Regions from separate parts of the Homo sapiens genome. Here region 2 is linked to region 1. A link is a contact called in ENCODE Hi-C or POLR2A ChIA-PET data. All regions are on one chromosome and are shown on one strand. Each heading gives the region's core, a stretch centred on a gene start or an enhancer-like site at or near the end of the contact. The rest is flanking DNA. Distances are from core to core; before and after follow the strand shown. Region 1 overlaps ETV6 (ETS variant transcription factor 6). Region 2 overlaps ETV6 (ETS variant transcription factor 6).

Region 1 (3,428 bases), core at 554-3,053:
AGATCCTTTGTAGTTCTCCATGTGGAATAATAACTTCCATTTATTGAGTGCTTATGGTAGGCGCTTTTCACATGTATTGTATCATTTAACCCTCTAGGCAGTCCTGTGAACTGGGTTTTATTATCCTCATCTTACTGATGAAGAGTCAAACTTAAAGAGGAAAAGGAACTTGACCAGAGTCACAGAGGTGGTAGGTGGGAGACAGGTCCATCCAATATACACCTTGCCTTCCAATAGAAGCCAAAGCCCTATTGCCTAATCTCTTCACTTTAAGAACATGAAGAATAGTGTTGAGTTCCCCTTTGAGATCTGACTGTGGTTAAAGCTTCACAAATTTCAGAAAAACAGAATAACTCACTAAAATAAAAATTTAAAGCTACCCCACAGAAAACATCTACCACAACCCAAAACTTCAGGGTTTATATATCCAGATTTTAGTGAACTATATGACTCTCCCTAGTCCCTTGCTCTGTCTCCTGGTAAATACTGTCCCTTTCAGAGCCCTGGCACATACATAGTGTAATAAGATCAGACCCCATCCCCCTACCATTCCAATGCAATCTAATTGCAAAGTGAAAATCCAGGGCCGTCTTAGATCCTCATCTGTCTACGTCTCTCTTGGTCCCCACTGCTTGATACGCAGTCTCAGGTTCAATACCATTCTCTCTTTTTGTGCTTTAGGTCTCTGTATTGTTTCCTTTTCACCACTTTTTTTTTTTTAATGAAGTGATTTTAAATGGAAAATTAAAAACTTAACTGTGAATCTGGCAGTTTCCTGCTAATGCCTCTTTGCTAAGAAGCTTCATAAAATACTGTATCTTATTCACTTCAGCACAGCTGCTGTGGGCTCTCACCACTTAACCATTCACAATATGTCTGAGAGATTAATTTTTGTAAGGCTGTGGTTTGAGATATCTCCCCCTTCCTTGTTTTACTTAAAATCCTCAGTGGGAAAGCGTGCATGGGGAAAAAAAAAACCACCACCACCCTGGATAAAAGGTACTTTGGTAACATACGTGCTTTAGGAACTATAATTTGTCATTTTATTTTCTTGTGCCCTCTTCATTTGAAATGCTGCAGCCTTTCTGCCAGAAGTCTCAAGTTTGTGTATGAGACTGAGGGGGAAACGAGAGTAGGTACCTTGTGCTGAGACTGTCCTGGGACAGTCCCGTGGTGGGTGTGAGCGTCTGTGTGATGCAGGTATGCTTATTTCTTCATGAAAGCCGCAGGTACTGGTTGCCTCTCGCAGGGTTAAAACTCTTGGCGGCTCACAGGAGGTGATGAAGAGCAAGGGCACGGGAGAATGAAGAAGCAGGAGGAAGGTGTGGGCCAGGGTCGGTTTCGGTGGGGTCCCCACTTGCTGGGTGAAAGCTGAACTGTTTATCCACACATCCCAGCAGCAGCAGAAAGCCAAGGGGTGTTTTCAGGACTCAGCTGCCAAAGTTTCTTGAAGCAGCTCTGCTCAAAGGCATATGCTGGGCTCACTTCTGAGGGAAATTTCCTTTTTGGGGAAGTTGAAGCAAAGGAATTTCCTGTGTGGGCAGACAGAGCTTCCTGACTTGAAGGCTTCTTGGAAGGGAAACAGTTTCATAATGAAATGACAAATTAAAGACATACCAGCCGGGTTCACTTCAAAACAGCTATTGAGAGTGCAGGCAAAGCCCTATTATACTCCCTCACAGAACAAAAATAAATCCCATCCTGACAGGTTTCTGTATGCCGGATTATATCCGTCCCCCCACACCTTTCTTCACAGCCTTCTTCATGCTTCCCTTCCTCCCACCCCCGCCATTAGCTGCCACCAGCTCCATCTTGAACAGCTCTCGAGAGCAGCCGGCAGCCAGGCCGGGAGCCTGTTTCTTGCTCCCTTGCTTTGTGGCTTTGCCCATCCCTGACCTGCGTGGAGGCCTTATAGGTTATGTGACAGCCCTATGCTGCCAAGACACAGAAATGACCTCTTTCCTTCCCCTTTTGACATAAAGCAATGATTGAAGACGTCTTCAGCAATGGGGTGGGGGCGGGCAGTCAGGGGAGAATGCAGCCATTTCCTCAGGCCGGCCTTTAAAATCTTGAAGGCAGTAAATGTAAGTGCTATTCCGGTCTTGGGAGCTGGGTCTGAATTCTTTGCTTTGTTGAAGGAAATAGGGCTCTGTGCTGGGTGGACGATATTCTTGTACCTGAACATGTCATTTTCTTCAGTTCCATCAGCCTGCATGTGGTGCTTTGTTTTGTTTCTGAAATTGACATGATGATGCCTTAGGAACTAAATTTTTTTCTTTAATGGAACAGGCTAGGAGAAAGAAGGATGGCGGTATCATTTGGGGCGTGAGAACAGTCATTATTAATTAGGCTTAAGTTAATGAAATAAAAAAGGCACAGGCTTTGAAATCAGTTGTCTAAATTTAAGGGCCAGCTCTAACAATATACAACCAGCAATGTAACCTTGAACAAGTCACTGAACCTCCCAGCCTCAGTTTCCTTATCTCTAAAATGGGTACAGTCATACCTTTTTCACATTGTTGTGAGGAAATTAGATTATGATTTCAGAGGCACTTTGTGAATTCCTATAAGCCTTCATACTTCTTATTAAACCACTATTGGGATCTCTGGAGACTGAAATATAGTATTAGGCTAAGACAGCAGAATTGTAGAATTTGTAGATCAATTTGGCAAATATTTAGTAGAAGTCTTCTATGTGTGCAGCATGGCTCGACTCTGTGGGGGAAAATAAACAAGTGGAAAGTTTCAGGTGGCCGCATGGTATAGCAGAAAGAATATTGGACTTGGGGCCAGGAGGCCAGGGTTCAATCCTGGCTGTCACTCAGTTGCCTGTGACTTGGTATGAACTGTTTAACCTTGATGAGCCTCAGTTGCTCATCTGTAAAACTGGGAGAAATCAAACTCTATGACCTTAATAAACTCTGTCCAACTCTAACATTGTATAATCAGTTTTAAGAGGTTTTTGCCTTTAGCAGCTGTTTATAGGATTTATTCTAAAGAGTAGGGAAGAAATATTCATTGTATAAGAGCTTGTCTGATGAAGAAGATTGCATGAAAAAGCTACACTTTTTTAATAAGTATATCTGATGTAAACAGGAAAAATGGGTGCTTGCCAGATATGTCATCTATAGCAACTTGTTTTGAGGGGGTCTCTGAATGCTGACATGAAAATGACTAGGATCATGGGTTGAACGTGAGTTTGCTCAAGAGAAGGTTCTCTTGGGGCTTTGGTTTACTTCCTCCCAGCTGCTCCAGGGAACACTCAGGATATTTCCAAATGGCTGCTCATTTAAGCCATTCCCGTTATGGTTCTCCTTGTCCAAATTGGCTTCCATGGTACAGTCCCAGTGTTGACTGGTTCTGCTAATTTGATTCTTTTTTTTTTTAATGTGCTGATATGTAGTTTTAGGACTGCTGCATTATTGTTC
Region 2 (3,428 bases), core at 537-3,036, 41 kb after region 1:
TTTATAAACCAGGCACAGTAATATCTACCTCACAGAGCTGTGTGCATTGCATGACATCATATACACACTATATTGACTTAAGACTGTCATATTTGTTTGCTCAACTCATGGATATGAAGGGCAGACTGTATACCTTGTCAGGTACTTTTTTCTTTTTATTGTATCCCATGGGGGAAATGGATGGTAGATTGGTGGAGGTGGCTAGAATTGTAAAGAAAAATATGAAATTCACATGAAGGCTGGAGTTACTCATATGACAACAACAGCTTATGGGGCCCAATTCTATTGCTCTTGCGTCTGTCACACAGTTGAGGTTTTGGAATGAACTACGTATGCCATCCTTGTTGGACAGTGACAAGTCACTGTAGCCCCCTAGGAGAAGAACAGTATAATCAAGATGTCAGGTTGAGGAATAATCTTTGTGATCAACTGAGTGAAAGGTACAAAGTAAGAAACAATTGAGAGGCATTGCTCTGGGCCCAAAAGTCTAGTAACAGGCAATTAGAGGTTAAAGGATAAGCATTTGATAGTGTTCTAGCTATACTGCAAAATGAATGCTGCATGAAGGCTAACTGAGAAGCTTATCAGTTGGTAGTTGGGAACTAAAGAGGAAGCAGGCACCAAGGAAAGATGGAAAGTTCTACACACCTTTGTTAGTTACACATGGAGGTAAATGCATTGATGATGAATCTGCCATTTTTAGGTTTTCATGTTTAAAAAGTTTCCTGACAATGTGTCTAGCAATGTGCTAGACACTGTAGATAATATACAATAAAATATTAAAGAGGCGGCTCGTCCTCAAGGAACTTTCAAGCATTCATACATTTCTGTTTGATTGTAACATATTTATTATTTTAAAGAACTGGCCAGAGAGTTGCATGTTCTGTGTAGGGATAAATAGCAAGTTTCAGGCCCCTGCATTTATTGGCACTTACGTACATGGTAGTCCTCACACCTTTGCCGGACAGCACCAAAAATCCTGCGGAGCTCAACTCTGTGACCTCACCCTTTGAGCCTGGAAATCAGCATGAACTCATGATCTGACAATCCCGAACAAGCTAAGCATTTCTTAAAAGAAAGCAGTGACTTTTAATAGGTCTCACTGATGGTGTTCCACCGATTAAATCAGTCAAACAGAATTGTCACATTGAAGATTATCTTGGGTTTCTAGAATTCATTCTAGGTTTTAAAGATGCAGACAGATTCTGAGGGTCACAAACGTCAGTTTGCCAAGTATGTTTAGGCTGTAAAGTTATCCATGAAAAGACCGTGTGGTTTGCATGAGATTGATTGTGATCGGATGTAACTACATTGCTTTTTACAGCTCAGTAGAAACCACTTTCAATTGCAAATTGTAGCAGAAGCAGGCGTCTACTTAATTTTGATCTTAAAGAATTTCAAAGAGAATAAATGCACACTAAATAGTGGTGGATTTTGGTAGTATACGCCAACATCACTTTTTATTTAACACATGCAGAAATGTGTACTGGTAGAGAAAATTGGTAGAGTGAATTAAAGTACAGACAGATCCACATTGACTTTAAATGAATACATGCACGGTCAGAAAACGGTAACCCTGGGCAGGAATCTTTAAGTTTTCAGGGCTCATTAGACAGTGAGCAGGTGAGGCTCAAGGCTGAGTTTGCAACTGTGCTGTGAAAACTCAAAAATGAAAGTTTTTTTCATTTCTGAGCCTGTTGAAAAGTGGGTAAGAAGGGAAAGGGCAGTCTCATAATAAAATAATATGTAAAGGCTAACCAAATAACCCACTTTAGTCTTTACTTACTGGCAGGCAGCAACATGTCCTATTTACAGAGGGAGGCTTTACCTAAGTGGTTATATGTAAATGAACCACCTTTTCAATGAAACAGGATGCACCTGTCTAGAGGTGTCTGTTACTAGAGCAATGGATGTTTGATTGGACTGACAAATTTTATTTCCTTTTTGGAAAAAAGAATGTAGGTGGTATCAAATCACCCTTTCTCCTGGTAACAATAGGAATTACTTCTTGAACTTGAGAAACCAGTAGTTGCTTGACCTATGTTTTTTGCATTTAGCATAGTCTTCTAAAGTAGTAGGAGCATACGTTTTTGTCTTTAATTCCCTGCAGACCCCTTCCCCAATGATCATCAGCAATACATCCACCCATAAATCAATGAAATCATAAAAAAGAAACATAAAATTCACTTGAAAAAGAATACCTACAAGGCATTCCTAGAATTCTCAATGTAAGTCATTTTTTGCCAGCAAAGCTAATTGTTCTCAAATATTTGATAACAAGGATGGCATACGTAGTTCATTCCAAAACCTCAACTGTGTGACAGACGCAAGGGCAGTAGAATTGAGCCCCATAAGCTGTTGTTGTCATGTGAGTAACTCCAGCCTTCATGTGAATTTCATATTTTTCTTTACAATTCTAGCCACCTCCACCAATCTACCATCCATTTCCCCCATGGGATACAATAAAAAGAAAAAAGTACCTGACAAGGTATACAGTCTGCCCTTCATATCCGTGAGTTGCACATCCGTGATTCCATCCAGCCACAGATAGAAAATATTCAGAAAAACAAAAAACAAAAAAAAAAAACCCACAAATGCAACAATAAAAAAATACAGACTTTCAGAATAGCATATAACAACTATTTAGATAGCATTTACATTGTATTCGTTACAAGTAATCTAGAGATGATTTAAAATATACAGGAGGATGCACATAGGTTATATGCAAATATACACCATTTTATATAAGGGATTTGAGCATCCTTGGATTTTGGTATCTGGGCGGGGGGTCCTGGAGCCAATCCCTTGTGTATGCAGAGGAATGACTGTACTGGAAAGCAAAGTAAAGCTACACCAAAGAGGGTAATAGCAGGCTATAAAGTACTGAGAGAAACTAAGAGAAGAAAGTGAGGTACCTCTGACAAAGGAGTGCTTGGAAGAGAAAGGATGAATAGAAAAATGGGATTTCAGGGAATTCATTGATGACAGGATGACCTACTTAAAAATGACAAGGGCCATGTGTGGTGGCTCACACCTGTAATCCCAGCACTTTGGGAGGCCAAGGTGGGCAGATCACTTGAGGTCAGGAGTTGGAGACGAGCCTGGCCAACACGGCAAAACCCTATCTCTACAAAAAAATACAAAAATTAGCTGGGTGTGATGGCACGCGCCTGTAGTCCCAGCTTCTTGGGAGGCATGAGGTGGGAGAATGACCTGCGCTCAGGAGGTTAAGGCTGTGGTGAGCCGTGATCGTGCCACTGCACTCCAGCCTGGGTGACACAGGGAGACCCTGTGTCAAAAAAAAAAAAGATAGGAAGTGAGCAAAAGAGAGGTCATAGATAATGGCATGATGAAACAGAGGAAAAAAAGGATAAGAAGGAGGAAGAAAAAATGTACAATAAAACGAGAAGGAAGGATGCAAAATGAAT

The links. Hi-C counts contacts between places; a loop is a spot of excess contacts on that map. ChIA-PET counts read pairs that join two places held with the same protein, here RNA polymerase II (POLR2A). Pooled maps may share reads with other maps.
Region 2: a loop to region 1 is called in a map of B cell, with 2.5 times the contacts of the local background. The contact joins two enhancer-like sites. A Hi-C loop is called at or near these places in 17 of 168 maps with a recorded cell type or tissue (B cell, CD14-positive monocyte, CD4-positive, alpha-beta memory T cell and 11 more), 13 of 37 single-sample maps with no recorded cell type and 25 of 50 pooled maps. POLR2A ChIA-PET finds 5 or more read pairs at or near these places in 16 of 52 experiments (AG04449, AG04450, B cell and 12 more).

The regions. Positions count from the first base shown.
Region 1 is chr12:11,764,753-11,768,180 of GRCh38, forward strand. All of the region lies in intron 2 of ETV6 (ETS variant transcription factor 6), which reads left to right. Among named protein-coding and RNA genes, the nearest start is that of ETV6, 120 kb to the left of the region's middle. RefSeq lists enhancers at 1,250-1,329, 1,340-1,419. Within about 2 kb of position 1,804, at least 25 of the 41 ENCODE cell types and tissues checked have a DNase peak (open chromatin) inside an H3K27ac peak, as active enhancers do; they include B cell and OCI-LY7, where a contact is called at or near this core.
Region 2 is chr12:11,805,870-11,809,297 of GRCh38, forward strand. All of the region lies in intron 2 of ETV6 (ETS variant transcription factor 6), which reads left to right. Among named protein-coding and RNA genes, the nearest start is that of ETV6, 160 kb to the left of the region's middle. Within about 2 kb of position 1,787, at least 2 of the 41 ENCODE cell types and tissues checked have a DNase peak (open chromatin) inside an H3K27ac peak, as active enhancers do; they include B cell and OCI-LY7, where a contact is called at or near this core.